Linked DNA regions of Homo sapiens: region 2 is linked to region 1. Evidence: read pairs that join two places in POLR2A ChIA-PET (ENCODE). Cell type or tissue: A673. All regions are shown on one strand. Each heading gives the region's core, and the rest is flanking DNA. Links, peaks and the distances in the headings are about the cores only.

Region 1 (8,389 bases), core at 292-8,291:
ACCAAAAGTACTGCCTTTGGAGAGAAGAGTTTCCAACATTTAAAAATAGCTGCCTCAAAGTCTTTTTGACTCACTTAATAAATAATAAATAATAGAAAATAAATTTATGTGATAGCTCCCAACTGTATATTCTCAACAGCCTCATTTCTTTGCTTATGGTGTCCATCTCCTGAAATTGCTGAGAAGCTTCCTTCCATTTCTTTTAAAATCTATTTGGTTTGGATGCACTCAGATAAATTCAACTCAATAAGACTTTATTAGGTGCTTTCTATATGCAGGCAAAGGTTAGGTCTTAAAAGGATGAATAAGACCTGCCTTAAAGAGTTCCCAGTTTAGTCCGGGCGCAGGGGCTCACGCTTGTAATCCCAGCACTTTGGGAGGCCAAGGCGGGTGGATCACCTGAGGTCAGGAGTTCGAGACGAGCCTAGCCAACATAGTGAAACCCTGTCTCTACTAAAAATACAAAAAAGTAGCTGGGTGTGTTGGCAGGTGCCTGTGATCCCAGCTACGCAGGAGGCTGAGGCAGGAAAATGGCTTGAACCCGGGAGGCGGAGGTTGCAGCGAGCCAAGATCATGCCATTGCACTCCAGCCTCGGCAATGAGCGAAACTCCATCTCAAAAAAAAAAAAAAGAGTTCCCAGTTCAGTGAGGGAAAGAGATGCAATTCAATCTGCAAAGTGCAAGAGTAGAGGTACACACAAAATGTTAAGGAACAGAGAAATAAGCAGTTAATTTTCCCAGGGTAGTTAGGGACATTTTCACAAAGGAAGCTGGATAGTAAAAGACTAGTAAGAAATTTGAAGCAGAAGGAACAAACACTCAAGGTTCAAAAAGTGTTTGAAGAATTCATATAGCAGATATGCTGATATGGACAAAGTGTTAGTGGTCTGGATAGAAGATCAAATCAGCTACAACATTCCCTTAAGCCAAAGCCCAATCCAGAGCAAGGCCCTAACTTCTCTTCAATTCTGTGAAGGCTGAGAGAGGTGAGAAAGCTGCAGAGGAAAAGCTGAAAATTATCAGAAGTTGATTCATGGGGTTTAAGGAAAGAAGACATCTCCATAACTTAAAAGTGCAAGGTGAAGCTGCAAGTGCTGATGTAGAAGTTGCAGCAAGTTACCCAAAAGATATAACTAAGATCGTCAATGAAGGTGGCTACACTAAACAATGGATTTTCCATGCAGACTAAACAGCCTTCTATTGGAAGAAGATGCTATCTAGGATTTCATAGCTGGAGAGAAGTCAACGTCTGGCTTCAAAGCTTCAAAGGATAGGCTCACTCTCTTGTTTGGGGCTAATGCAGCTGGTGACTTTAAGTTGAAACCAATGCTCATTTATCATTTCAAAAATCTTAACCCTTAAGAATTATGCTAAATCTATTCTGCCTGTACTCTATAAATGGAACAACAAAGTCTGGATGACAGCACATTTGTTTACAGTATGGCTTAAGGAATATTTTAAATACACCCTTGAGATCTACTGCTCAGGAAAATTGATTCCTTTCAAAATATTACTGTTCATTGACAGTGTACTTGGTCACCTAAGAGCTCTGATGGAAATGTACAAGGTAATTAATGTTGTTCCCACGCCTGTCAACACAGAATCCATTCTGCAGCCCATGGATCAAAGACCAATTTAAACTTTCAAGTCTTGCTTAAGAAATACATTTCATAAGGCTATAGCTTCCATAGACAGTGATGATTCTGATGGATTTGGGCAAAGTAAATTGAAAACCTTCTTGAAAGGATTCACCATTCTAGATGTCATTAAGAACATTTGTGATTCATGGAAGGAAGTCAAAATATCAGCATTAACAGAGTTTGGAAGAAGTTGATTCCAACCCTCATGGATGACTTTGAGGGCCCCAGGACTTCAGTGGAGGAAGTAACTGCAGATGTAATGGAAATAGCAAAAGAACTAGAATTAGAAGTGAGGCCTGAAGATGTGACTAAATTGCTGCAATCTCATGATAAAACTTGAATGAATGAGGAGTGTCTTCTTATAGATGGGCAAAGAAAGCAGTTTCTTGAGGTGGAATCACTCCTGGTGAAGACACTGTGAACATCATTGAAATGACAACAAAGGATTTAGAATACTACATAAACTTAGTTGTTGAAGCAGTGGTAGGATATGACAGGACTGACTAATTTTGAAAGAAGTTCCACTGTGGGTAAAAAGTTATCAAACAGCATCAAATGTTACAGAGAAATTATCCAAGACAGGAAGAGTCAATCAATGTGGCAAACTCAATTGTCTTAATTTAAGATATTTTCACAGCCATGCTAGCCTTCAGCAACCACTACTCTGATCAGTTATCATCTATCAACATCGAGGCAAGATCCTGCATCAGCAAAAAGATTTTGAGTGGATAAAGGCTCATACGATTGTTAGCATTTTTTAGCAAAAAAGTATTTTTAAATTAAGATATGCACATTTTTTAGACATAATCCTACTGCACACTTAATAGACTATAGTATAAATATAACTTTTATATATGCATTGGGAAACCAAAACTTCATGTGACCACTTTATTGTGATGTTCTCTTTATTGTAGTGGTCTGGAACCAAACCCAAAATATCTCCCAGGTCTGCCTGTATGAGGGCCAAAAATATAATTTTAGTCACCACAATGGAGAATTCCAACCTCTCACCCAGTTCCTTAATTGAAAGGTGGGTCCCTTTGAGAAAGAGCTCTGTAGCATTGCCACTAGTATATACTGAAAAATCTTCCTCTAAGTCTTTTCCACAGAGATTGATGGCCATTTCCTAAAATGGCTTTGTGCTAGGGAAAAGGAATATCCAGGTTTTTCAGAGATATCTAAACACTGATTCTAAACTGATGTTAATCCTGGGGATCCAAAATACCACTTCAGTCCATAAGGTTAAGTGGGGGTTTGCGGTGGCCAGATGGAGTCTTAACTCAAGTTTGAATCACAGTGGTTTAGTAGGGCTATAGAACCACCCTGTGGTGATTTCATCAGTCCCTGAATATATAATTAGAACAGAGATACTGGTAACTGGCAGGATCTCTATATCCTTTCTCTGACTCTGGAATAAGGACTATTATAGTAGGAAGGGCCAAGTGGAAGCCTTTGAAAACCTCCCCTCAAACTCCCTTCAAACACACCAGGACAGTAAACAAAAATATTGCTTCCTTGGGGTTGGGAGGATGGGGGATTACAAAGATTAATGAAACCGGTAAAGATCTGAAAGAAGCAGGAGTGAGGCTGGGCACAGTGTCTCATGCCTGTAATCCTAGCACTTTGGGAGGCTGAGGCGGGTGGATCACCTGAGGTCAGGAGTTTGAGACCAGCCTGGTCAACATGGTGAAACCCCGTCTCTACTAAAAATATGAAAATTAGCCGGGCGTGGTGGCACATGCCTGTAATCCCAGCTACTTGGGAGGCTGAGGTAGGAGAATCACTTGAACCTGGGAGGCGGAGGTTGCAGTGAGCCGAGATTGCACCACTGCACTCCAGCCTGGGCGACAGGAGTCTCAAAAAAAAAATAAATAAATAAAGAAGCAGGAGTGATGAAAGCTACCTCACACCAATTTAACTTGCCTGTTTGGCCTGTGAAGAAGGTGGATGGATCTTGGAGAATGACTGTGGATTACTGTAAATTTTATCAGATTATGCCTCCACTTGCACCTCCTCTTCCATACGTAGTATCTTTATTGGAGCAAATCAACACAGTCCTTGACACCTGGTATGTAGCTATTGTCCCAGAAAAATGCTTATTTCTCCATATAAATTGGCAAGAAACACCTGAAGCAGTTTGGTTTTACTTGGCAGGGCCAACAATATCCCTTCACAGTCTTGCTCAGGGCTACATCATTTCTCTAGCTCTCTGCCATAATATAGTCTACAGAGATATTGAGCATCTTGACTTCCCAGTCAGCATCACATTGATGAAAGTATGCTGATTGTATCCGAGGAGCAGGAAGTAGCAAGGTCTTTAACTGTCTTTAAGAGATATATGCAAACCAGAGGATGGGAAATAAATTCCATTCTGGCATCAATTTCCCTATCAATCAAGTGCCAGTTATTAAATTATTGTCTCATCTCCAAATTCACCCATTTTTACTCTTCTTTGTTGCTAAAGCTGAGACCCTGAAAATCACATTTCTTTTGCCTTGCCAGCTGGCTTTGTTATACTGTGCTAACTGGGGGCACCAGAGGGACATCCCATACCTGAAGGGAAGACAAGAGACTTGCTCCTTCTTGTCTATCCCGATTGCTTCTTTTTTTATTATTATTATACTTTAAGTTCTAGGGTACATGTGCACAACGTGCAGGTTTGTTATGTATGTATACATGTGCCATGTTGGTGTGCTGCACCCATTAACTCATCATTTACATTAGGTATATCTCCTAATGCTATCCCTCCCCTCTCCCCCGACCCCACGACAGGCCCCAGTGTGTGATATTCCCCTTCCTGTGTCCAAGTGTTCTCATTGTTCAATTCCCACCTATGAGTGAGAACATGAGGTGTTTGGTTTTTTGTCCTTGCGATCGTTTGCTCAGAATGATGGTTTCCAGCTTCATCCATGTCCCTACAAAGGACATGAACTCATCCTTTTTTATGGCTGCATAGTATTCCATGGTGTATATGTGCCACTTTTTCCCTGACTGCTTCTTGTGGCCTTTTGGTTCCTGTGTGGTTCACCTAGTAATGCTTCTTCATCCTGGTAGCAGCATTTCCTTTTTGTAGCAACAGCTGAATCCAGTTTGTAGTAGTTTTTCTATAGTTCTATAATTTTCATTACTCTAAGGCACCACCACCAGCCAGCCAGTGCTCCTGCTTCAGAAGTCTGTGTCTCAGAACCATGGGTGCCATGAAGCCCCTCCTCTAATCTCAGAGGCACTAACACCAGCTGAGCAGCACTTTCTCTTCAGAGACCTTAGTTTTAGCTCTGTGGGGCCAATCCTCTAAATTTCTAAATTTTTCCCTTTGCTTCCTCTGTTTTTTCTTGTTTTTTGTTTGTTTGTTTTTTTTTTTCTAGCCCTTAAGGTGGGATGAATTACTCACCATTGTGATACCTCAGATTTCTCTTTTTACTTTTTTAGGTATCTACTTAACAACTTTATATCTAGTTATTAATTCTTTGTTAAAATTTCTTGGCAAATAACTGGTAGAGTTTCTGTTTTTTTGAGACAAGGTCTTGCTCTGTCACCCAGGCTGGAGTATAATGGCACAGTCATAGCTCACTGCAACCTCAACCTCCTGGGCTCAAGCAATTCTCCCACCTCAGCCCCCTAAGTAGCTAGGACTGCAGGTGTGTACCACCACACCTGGCTAATTGTGGTATTTTTTGGAGAGATGAGGTCTTACTATGCTGCCCAGGCTGCTCTCAAATTCCTAGCCTTATGCAATCCTCCTGCCTCAGCCTCCCAAAGTACTGGACTTACAGGCATGAGGCACCACACCCCACCCAAGCTGGTGTTCTTTCTGTCTCCTGTCAGGACACAGTTAAATGAAGTTAGTAAAAGTTAAAGTTTTTATAAAACTTAAGAAAAAATACAACCAAGTGAAGGCAACACATGACTCAATAATACTGCAGTTGCTCTCAGCTCTTATATATCTGTGCTATATTAATTTATACTTATAATTATGCCCAAATTGTTTCAAATATAAGGGATTGGATTATCAAGGATAGGACCATGATTTCTTGTGTCTTTTTTTTTGACTCACTTTTTTTTTGCTCTGTCTTAAGCTTAGCTATATAAGTCATAATCTTTTAAGTGAAATACTTCATTTGGTATGCAATGAATGAGTTATAGATATATTGCAAGATAGGGATCTATTCAGCCTGAGGAGTTACTTAAAATAACTGGAGTGGTTGATAAATCTAGGTAATTCACTCCTGGCAAGAAGCAGTGTGATCTAGAGATTCTCAGCAGCCCCCCAAAATCAGGGTGTGAATACCCACCCTAGTATGCCCATGGTCCCACTGGTGGACAGCACAATGAAGTTCTTGCCAAGCAAAGCCAAGGAGTATTCTACCACCAGGTCATCACTTTCACAAGACAATTGTAGTACACACTGCTGCCTATTGTAAACACTGAGCTTTGGAGGATGTTCCAGGTACCAAAAGAGCAGGACTTACAGCCTCAGATAAGGCCAGGAAATGCAGGGAGGCCTGCTAGGTACTCCTGATGAACTCAGCTTATGATCTCTCTTTTTATATATATAGCATTCTTCCTTTTGTTTATATCTGATGCGCCCTTTTAATTATGTTCAAGTTAGATGAAGAATTATTGATCTAATAACACAATCTAACTCTGCAAATTAGACCTTTATCAATATTTTGCAATAGATACTTGACACAAAAAGTGTTTGGGTAGATGGGGAAATTCCCATTGGCAAATGTAACGAGGAAATACCCTGTGATAATGTGGATATATTATCAATTATAATTTATACTTTTAAATTTTGAATTGTTGTGAAAATTGTTTAAAAGTTTTTTTATCACCTACTTGTATGAACTAAATTCTCATCAATAATGACTACCAAGAATTTGAAGACATCACTGTTAAACTGTCTCATTCAAGAACTGCAAGCCGTCATTTCAATCATAAAATCCTGTATAAAAAATGTTATGTTTACAGAAGCAATCTCAGGTTTTTCATTAAATTTTTAGACATCTTTGTTTGGAAATGTATACAAATTCAATATTTAGTGTCATCCTTAATATGTTTATTTTTGTCATTAAAAGTAAGTAATATAAAGAAACAATTTTTTTCACCAAGCCCCATGTAATTAGCTGCCTCCAAATCCCCTTTAATTTATCCCAGTGTGCTGTACAAATACTATTTCTATGGATGTCATGATGTGGAAAAAAAAGGTAGAGAACCACCCCTTTAACATTTAGATCAGGATTCTTCACCTTGGTTCCTTGATAGGTTTTAGTAGGTATGAGAAATATGCAAGTACATTTTTCTGGAGAGAAGGTCAATAGTTTTCATCAGGTTCTCAAAGCTTGAGAACCAGCTAACCTCAGAGATTTCAAGCTCCCCTATAATTTCACCCCGGAAGAAGTATTGATACAAGTTAAGGGTTAAATGGACTCCAGTGGTACAACCAGGCCTCCAGCATCGCAGGTGGGAAGAGTGAAAGTGCTCTAAGTAGAACTAGGAGGACTTTTGTCTCTTTGGCTCCCTCTTTTGGGAATCCTGCTCTTGGCCTCTCTCTCCTCAAATTCAGCTAGAATAGTAAGAGGATCCTAGGCTCTTCACTCTATTAGAAGATATCTCCTCTCTCAGTTCACCAGAAGACCTAGGAGGAACCAGGGTGGAGCCTAGGGAAATTAGGTATAAATGGGGCACAAAGCATAGATTTCATCAAATGCTTAGTGTGGTCCAGCTCCGTTCGCAAAGCGACTGTACTGGGATCTGCAGACAAAGCCTGAAAGCCAATATCATAAAGAGCACATTTGCCCAGACCTTCTCTCCTTTGTTTCTATAGAACTTTGTACGTATATAGACTTCTTCTATATTTCTACATACCTCCTTTCGCGCCTAGCCGAGGTGACAGAAGCCATGGTACCACTAAGCTACGCTCTAATTATTTGTTGATGTGTTTTCCCCTACTAATTGGCTTTGAGCCCCTAAGAGGTAGATAAACATTTGTCTTGTTCTTAAAGCAGTGTCTAGTATATGATACACATTCAATAAATATTTTCTCAATTATTAGTAAATAAATTAATGAACATGCACCAATAATTTCCAAATCTTAGTTTCCTTAAAAGGTATATACCAGGAAGAGATATTTCCCCTGAAAATTAATAAATTAACTTCCTGATACAAACAATGTGAATTTTGTCATCCCATAATTCAATTTTGATCAGGATTTTATCACCTTAGATATGTGGAACAAAAATGTTCCACACTTACCTACAGATGAAACATGTCTTGACCACTAATCTACTTCTACTATTAAGAAAAAGAATGATGGCCGGGTGCGGGGGCTCACACCTGTAATCCCAGCACTTTGTGAGGCCAAGGCAGGTGGATCATCTGGGGTCAGGAGTTCGAGACCAGCCTGACCAACATGGTGAAACCCCCATATCTACTAAAAAGACATAAAATTAGCCGGGCGTGGTGGCACATGCCTGTAATCCCAGCTACTCAGGAGGCTGAGACAGGAGAATAGCTTGAACCCGGGAGGTGGAGGTTGCAGTGAGCTGAGATGGTGCCATTGCACTCCAGCCTGGGCAACAAGAGCAAAAATCCGTGTCAAAAAAAAAAAAAAAAAAAAAAAGCCGGGCACAGTGGCTCACATCTGTAATCCTAGCACTTTGGGAGGCCGAGGTGGGCAGATCACTTGAGGACAGGAGTTCGAGACCAGCCTGGCCAATACGGTGAAACCCCGTCCCTACTAAAAATAT
Region 2 (8,389 bases), core at 323-8,322, 250 kb after region 1:
AGCACTTTGGGAGGCCGAGGCGGGTGGATCACGAGTTCAGGAGATCGAGACCATCCTGGCTAACACGGCGAAACCCCGTCTCTACTAAAAATACAAAAAATTAGCCGGGCGTGGTGGCAGGTGCCTGTAGTCCCAGCTACTCAGGAGGCTGAGGCAGGAGAATGGTGTGAACCCGGGAGGCAGAGCTTTCAGTGAGCCGAGATCGTGCCACTGCACTCCAGCCTGGGCAACAGAGCGAGACTCTGTCTCAAAAAAAAAAAAAGAGAGAAAATAGGACAAAGCCAATCTTTTCCTCCAGGGAAGCTCTGTGTTCCAAATACAGGCATCAAGCATTAACTGTAGTACTTAGAAAAACTGTAGCTAGTAAAATAAAGAAAGTGGTTTTATAGTACTCTTGCACGTTACCAAAGATCAACCATTTAATTAAAACATTAATCTGAGAAATTAAGAATTTTCAGGACATTTGAAGTAATTTCAATTGATGTTCTTAACTAAAGCTGAAGTGTTGATAAGGTACAAAGAGGTCTTTTTTGAGTATTTTGCAGGAGAATTCAAGAAAATGAGAAGTTTTATGATTTTGGTTTTCATCATATGTTGCTTTCTAAAATGGAAATTGGTTCATTTTTTCTAGCTATAAATGTATTATGTGGGGTTTTTTTTTCTCCCAAACAATGCAAAAAGGTATAAATAAAATAAAAATCACTCTGTATTCTACATTCTGAGAAAATCGTTCTCAGCAATTTGGATAAGTATCCTTCCACTCTTTTTTTAAATATGTATATATGAGAGAGAGAGTGTGTGTGTCTATGTGTGTGTGTGTGTCTGTGTGTGTGTGTGTGTAAAGAGTGAGAGGAAGAGCATTGTTTTGTTTCTACGAAAATGTGATAAAAATAGAAATACCTTTTTGTAACCTACTTTCTTCATAGTTTATCATGGATATCTTTCCATGTCAATAAATAAATCATGGTTTTTAATGGCTACACAGAATATAATTCATATTTAAGAATTTCATACAGACTGATTTAAAAAAAAATTCAGAGACTTCCTGAAGCTCTAATCTTTTTCTTTTGAAGACAGTGTTCTTTAGTTTACTAGTGTCACAAGTGAAGCCTGTTTTAATTTTGGCTATTGATTTTGCTTCATTCTTTTGACTAGCATTTAATATTTACCTACTTTTGGAACCTTTCTCTCTGATGGATTGGGTGAACTGCCTGTCTTAGACATTGGGCCTTTATAATGTAGTTTACTGGGGGTAATTAATTTCTTTTCACCAAGAGTCTTACATCATGCACACAGGGGCATGCATGTAAGACTCTTGGTGTAAAGAAATTAAGTCTTTTTTTTTTTTTTTTTGAGACAGAGTTTCACTCTTTTGCCCAGGCTGGAGTACAATGGCGCAATCTTGGCTCACCACAACCTCCGCCTCCCAGGTTCAAGCGATTCTCCTGCCTCAGCCTCCTGAGTAGCTGGGATTACCGGCATGCGCCACCACGCCTGGCTAATTTTTTGTATTTTTAGGAGAGACCGGGTTTCTCCATATTGGTCTGGCTGGTCTTGAACTCCCGACCTCAGGTGATCTGCCCGCCTTGGCTTCCCAAAGTGCTGGGATTATAGGCGTGAGCCACTGCACCCAGTGGTGAAAAGAAATTAAAGGCAAAGTTACAGTTTAAGCTTAAGGAGGAGTATTTCCTGATGTTAGATGATGCTGAGGAGAGAAGCTCTTTTTTTTTTTTTTTTTTTTTTTTGAGATGGATCTCGCTTTGTCACCCAGGCTGGAATGCAGTGGTGTGTTCTCGGCTTATTGCAGCCTCTGCCTCCTGGGTTCAACTGATTCTCACGACTCAGCCTCCTGAGTAGCTGGGATTACAGGTACATGCCATGATGCCCTGCTAATTTTTGTATTTTTAGTAATACTCCCACTGCAGCCTCCCGAGTAGCTGGCATGCCACTATGCCCAGTTTGTAAACTGCTTGTAATTAGGTTAAACATTTAAATTGGATGCCGAGGGAATAGCATTATTCTTTAATAGATGAGCTTTGAAAACAGATTGGGTTCTTCAGGAATAAAGAGGCAGGGGATGACTTCTCAGACCTACTTCAGTCCTAAGATTGCTGGATCCAATTCACCTGTAACTTGTAATAGGATTCCACATTTAGGCAGTAAATGTAGTTTCTTGGAAATATAATCTTAGTTACTATTGCTGCCAAGTTTTAAAGTCCAGAATAATTGTTTTGTTTAGACAATTAAAATGGACTTCAGTAGTGTCCTTTTCAAGGAGAACTTTAGTTGATAAATCAAATGCATCTCAATTATTGTCTTATTCCAGTCATTGATTTCAATATAGGTTCTGGAGACTGAAGAAACATTGGAAATGCTGTCCTTTTCAAAATTAGGATATTATGTACAAAATTGCCATTTTAAATTTATTTGATTGTGTTAATAAATTATTAGATTTTGCTTAATCTTATCTCCAACAGAGGAATACGAAATAAACCTTAAACCAGGATGGGCGTTAGACTTTTCCTTATGGCTGCGGCACATAGATTTTTAATTCCTTAACCTAGAATCTTGAAGCTTAAAAGGAACTTTTTTTTTTTTTTGAGAGTCTCACTTGCCCTGTCGCCCAGGCTGGAGTGGAGTGGCGTGATCTCAACCTACTGCAACCTCCTCCTCCTGGGTTCCAGCAATTCTCCTGCCTCAGCCTCCTGAGTAGCTGGGATTATAGACACATGCCACCACACCCAGCTAATTTTTTTTGTATTTTTAGTAGAGAGAGGATTTTGCCCTGTTGGCCAGCTGATCTCGAACTCCTGACCTCAAGCGATCCACCTGCCTCAGCCTCCCAAAGTTTTGGGATTACAGACGTGAGCCACTGCGCCCGGCCTAAAAGGAACTTTAATTAAAGTCTTGGGTTTATCCCCTCACATTTCAGAATTTTTTCTTCAAAGATTTTTATCTCATCCTTCTAATTAGGATATAGGTGTTGAATCAATACTGTAGGTACTGTCTAGAGGCCTGTGATCAAATTCCAGGAACTCTTAAGTGCTATTCTTCCATTTAAGAAGCTTAAAATTGACCAGTCTGGACAACATGGTGAAACCCCATCTCTACCAAAGATACAAAAAATTAGCCAAGCATGGTGGCGGGCACTTGTGGTCCCAGCTCTTTGGGAGGCTGAGGTGGGAAGATTGCTGGACCCCGGGAGGCAGAGGTTGCAGATCACACCACTGCATTCCAGCCTGGGTAACAGAGTGAAACACAAAAACAAAAAAGAAGCTTAAAATTGAATGGATCTGAGATATGCATGTTATTCAAGCCTAAGTCAGTATTAAATGTCTGGGGCCCTTCTCATTAGGTTTGGGAACTTCTGTTACAGTTTGAGTAAGCAAGGGAGAGCCAAACATTTGAAATGCTTTTGATATTATAAAATAAACTTTAAAGAGACATCTGGCCGGGCGTAGTGGCTCGCACCTGTAATCCCAGCACTTTGGGAGGCCGAGGCGGGTGGATCACAAGGTCAAGAGATCGAGAGCATCCTGGCCAACATGGTGAAACCCCATCTCTACTAAAAACACAAAAATGAGCCAGGCGCAGTGGCAGGTGCCCGTAATCCCGTTTACTTGGGAGGCTGAGGCAGGAGAACCGCTTGAACCCGGGGGGCGGGGGTTGCAGTGAGCCAAGATCACACCACTGCACTCCAGCCTGGGCGATAGAGTGAGACTCCATCTCGAAAAATAAAAAAAAAAAAACACTAATGTTTGCAATGAATATCACTTACAAAGAAACTCTTGCAGCCCACTTCTAACTTGGCTGGTAACTTGCATTATAGATAATACTTATGAAAGTTATATTTTTCCTTTTATCAGCTTTGACTTAGCCAATCAGTTGCCACTGGTTGGTGTAGGAGCTGTAAATAAATTGTCAGAAACAAAGTTCATTTGTTCCCAGGCCATTTGTATTTGAGCCTTGCCAGAAATTCTTGGAGCGTTGACAGAGAATAAAAGAGCCTCTAACACATTCAGGAAACTTGGGCCAAGGGAGGCCCAAATATAAATATGTAATAATATGCGAGATCTTGTTTATAAGAAAATCCAGTTTACCTGCACCAGGATTTGTGATTAATTAACATGTTGTAGAGTGTTTCTACAATCAGAGAAGGAGTCAGTACTGCCTCCCGGTCTGCCACATGTACATTTACTATTTATTCATTTTTCTGTGTGTATAATATCCCACCCTTGATCCCAGCCTTCTAGATCTTAGTCCATTTAAATGTTAGTTCCGCTTAGCTTCTCATAAGTGAATTTGGTTTTAAATGCTCAATTACTTCATGGAACATGAAGTCAAAAGTACAGCTCTCTATCTTATGCATTTGGCATCAGAATGGTAAGCATTACATTCTTGTTATATCCGTTCTTATTAGAAACAAGATTTAATGTAGCCACTTCTGCTGTTTGTGCTTCCCTAGCTTTTCCTAGGAGTATCAGAATAGAGACAAAAAGATAGCCATGGGAGTCTCACCTCTGCCTTGCTAAATGGGTCATTTGAGCCGTGTAACTATGCCTCTTTTTCCCTTGGCCTGGCCATTTTGGAATGGTGACAGAGTTAACAGGAGGGAGACTCCAAGAACAGCAGCACTGAAAAAAAAGTTCCAAATAGAAATTTCTGACAAATATAATGAGCCAGTTGATGGATTAGAATTCTGTTTCTCTAAGGAATAGGGGTTATTTTATACAGAAGAATTTGCCTCCAGAGCACATTTTTCTGGCTTCAAAGATCTGTCATTTTGCCAGGTGGGTGGCTCACGCCTGTAATCCCACCACTTTGGGAGGCTGAGGTGGGTGGATCACCTGAGGCAGGAGTTCGAGACCAGCCTGGCCATCTGGCCAACATGGTGAAACCCTGTCTCTATAAAAATACAAAAATTAGCCAGGCATGGTGGCATGTGCCTGTAATCCCAGTTACTTGGGAGGCTGAGGCAGGAGAATCGCTTGAACCCAAGAAGCGGAGGTTGCAGTGAGCCGAGATCACGCCATTGCACTCCAGCCTGGGTGACAGAGGGAGACTCTGTCTCAAAAAAACAAAAAGAAAAGGCTGGGTGCAGTGGCCCGTGCATGTAATCCTAGCACTTTGGGAGGCCAAGACAGGTGGATTGCCTGAGTTCAGAGTTCGAGACCAGCCTGGGCAACATGGTGAAACCCCATCTGTACTAAAATACAAAAAAAAAAAAAATTAGCCGGGCGTGGCAGCATGTGCCTGTAGTCCCAGCTACCCAGGAGGCTGAGGCAGGAAAATTGCTTGAACCTGGGAGGTGGAGGTTGCAGTGAGCCGAGATCACACCACTGCACTCCAGCCTGAGAGGCAGAGCAAGACTCCGTCTCTTAAAAAAAAAAAAACTGTCATTTTAAAACTATTATTAACAAATGAAAGAAGAGTAGCCTAGACTATATAACTCGATGAGGGCATAGATCATGTCTCTCTCTTCTACCACTGAATCCTCAGCACTTGGCATTGTTATTGTATATATAATATATGTGTAATAAATATTTGAATGTGTTGCCTGTAGTTGTTTTATTTTTAAGGCTTATAAGATACCTTTTTGAACTTATCAAGGCTGGGCGCGGTGGCTCACGCCTGTAAACCCCAGCATCTTGTGAGGCCGAGGTGGGCAGACCACCTGAGCTTGGGAGTTTGAGACCAGCCTGACCAACATGGAGAAACCCCGTCTCTAATAAAAATACAAAACTAGCTGGATGTGGTGGCGCATGCCTATAATCCCAGCTGCTCGGGAGGCTGAGGCAGGAGAATCGCTTGAACTCGGGAGGCAGAGGTTGCGGTGAGCCGAGATCACACCATTGCACTCCAGCCTGAGCAACAAGAGCGAAACTCTGTCTCAAAAAAAAAAAAAGAAAAAGAAAAGAAAGAAAGAAAGTACATCCTCACAAACTCATTACTGAGCTTTTTTTTTTTTTGAACCAGAGTCTCACTCTGTCACCCAGGCTGGAGGGCAGTGGGGTGATCTCAGCTCACTGCAACCTCCGCCTCCTGGGTTCCAGTGATCCTCCTGCCTCAGCCTCCTAAGTAGCTGGGATTACAGGCGTGCGCCACCACGCCCAGCTAATTTTTTTTGTATTTTTGGTAGAAACAGTGTTTCACCATGTTGGCCAGGCTGGTCTTGAACTCCTGACCTCTGGTGATCTGCCTACCTTGGCCTCCCAAAGTGCTGGGATTACAGGCATGAGCCACCGTGCCTGGCCATTACTCAGCTTTAATAACCATCAACCTTTTGTCTGATTTCTTTCATCTGTCCCCACTCCCTGTTAAATTTTTTTGTTGGAACATTTTAAAGTAAAACTCAGAAACCATGTCATTTCACTCCAGGTACTTAAGAAAAAGTCACAGTAACCACAATGCTGTTATTACATTAACAGTAAATCCTTAATTTCATCTAAGACCCTGTCCATATTCAGATTTTCTGAGGGTCCTTTTAAAATTTAATTAAGAATAAATTAAAACTTTTGACAAAAAATGAGAAGTTTCTAAAAATGCAATCTCCTTTCATTATCATCGAAACTGAAGAAAATCTTATAGTGCATTAACATGCAGGAATTCAGTATAGCAAAGTCAGTACTCCCCTTAGATGATGCTAATAGTTTGCTCCATATTATAATTGTTTGTGGGAATTGCATCTCTGAGACCAATGCTCACATTCATATACCTCACATTTCCCTCTTCAGTCTTTATTACACACTGTGGTAATTAGTATAAATTGCACTAATAACAAACATCTTATTGAGCATTTACTGTGTGCCAAGCACTGTGCTTTACTGTATTATTTTATAAGATTCTTAAAACAACCTGACAGTTAGGTATTATTATATCTCCCTCCAATTAATTTAGTAACTTACCAAAGTTTTTATAGCTAGTGTACGAGCTGAGATTTTAATTTATGTCTCCTAACTACTGGCTCTGCTGCCTTCGTGAGTATGCTTTAAGATGCTGATGAAAAAGGGTTGAAATGATCTGAAATTAATGTCCTAAATTTCATAATTTCTCTGTTGTCTGCTAAATTCCAGGCTGTAAGACTGGAAAGTACTTACCAGAATCGAACACGCTATATGGTAGTGGTTTCAACTAATGGTAGACAAGACACTGAAGAAAGCATCGTCCTAGGAATGGATTTCTCCTCTAATGACAGGTATGGTGGTACCATTTCAAAATGTGAAAACTGCTTTTTAAGTAACCTGTTCCAGTTGCTTTTTTTTTTTTTTTTTTTTAATGGGGACGGAGTGTCATCACTCTGTTGCCCAGACTAGAGTGCAGTGGCTCAATCTCGGCTCACTGCAACCTCCGCCTCCCGGGTTCAAGCGATTCTCCTGCCTCAGCCTCCTGAGTAGCTGGAATTACAGGTGTACACCACTATGCCAAACTAATTTTTGTATTTTTAGTAGAGATGGGGTTTTGCCATATTGGCCAGTTTCAAACTCCTGACCTCAAGTGATCCACCCACCTCAGCCTCCCAAAGTACTGAGATTACAGGCGTGAGCCACCGTGCCTGGCCCCAGTTGCCTTTTATCACAAAAATATCTTGTGCAGTTCTGCTGTTAAAGTACAAGACATAAAACTAAAGAACATAAGTATCTTAGCCACAGTCTTGAGAAACAAGAATGTTTAGTGAATGTCTTTGGTCGTGTGTTTCCAATTTACCATTATTCCATACCTTCATCTCATCTTTAGATAGTCACAATATAAAGCAAGTGGTTTCAAAGTTACATTTCCATGGAAAAAAAGCTGCCTTTTTATTTCTCTTTTTGAGACAGCGTCTCGCTCTGCTGCCCAGGCTGAAGTGCCGTGATGCAGTCACAGCTCACTACGGCCTCAAATTCCTCCTGGGCTCTAGGAATCCTTCCACCTCAGCCTCCTAAGTAGCTAGAAGTACAGGCATGCACCACCATACCCAGCTATTTGGTCTTTTTTTTTTTTTTTTCCTTATTTTTCTGGAGAGAAGATTTCCTTATGTTGGCCAGGCTGGTCTTGAATTCTTGGGCTTAAGCAATCCTCCCACTTCGGCTTCCCAAAGTGCTGGGATTACAGGCATGAGCCTTGCACCTGGCCTACTCTATTGTAGTCAGTAATGATTCACTTTGGTGATTCTAGGGCACCTACCCTTTGTGGTAGTATACCAGTAGTCCCAGATACAAAGAGATCCCACTTAAACTACAGTCTGTTTTGTTTAAACCTTGCTTTTACCAAATGCTATGCCTCCTTTTTCCTTCTATTGAGTTAAAAAGGATGGTGGGCGGGGCGGGGATGGGGTGGTACGGGATGGCTCCTTAAACTCAAAGCAGAACTTTTTATGTACCTTTGGCTTTAGCTGTACTTTACATTCTAT

Evidence for each region. ChIA-PET counts read pairs that join two places held together with the same protein. Peaks named below come from ENCODE experiments on the same cell type or tissue, not always from the same donor. Only the 100,000 strongest peaks of a DNase experiment are listed, where the experiment ranks them.
Region 2: POLR2A ChIA-PET joins it to region 1 with 13 read pairs; 3 of 35 experiments call an interaction of 5 or more read pairs at or near these places.

What each region holds. Positions count from the first base shown.
Region 1 is chr17:29,932,323-29,940,711 of GRCh38, reverse strand. It overlaps a transcript of EFCAB5 not described here. Among named protein-coding and RNA genes, the nearest start is that of EFCAB5, 5.1 kb to the left of the region's middle. RefSeq lists a silencer at 7,047-7,341. In A673, for the core only: a CTCF peak has its summit at 7,181 (motif pointing left); a DNase peak (open chromatin) is centred at 7,151.
Region 2 is chr17:29,683,369-29,691,757 of GRCh38, reverse strand. SSH2 (slingshot protein phosphatase 2) reads left to right here. Exons shown (of 16, transcript NM_001282129.2): 6 at 7,074-7,195. Among named protein-coding and RNA genes, the nearest start is that of SSH2-AS1, 48 kb to the right of the region's middle. In A673, for the core only: no CTCF peak of the experiment used is centred there; no DNase peak of the experiment used is centred there; H3K27ac peaks cover 4,452 bases.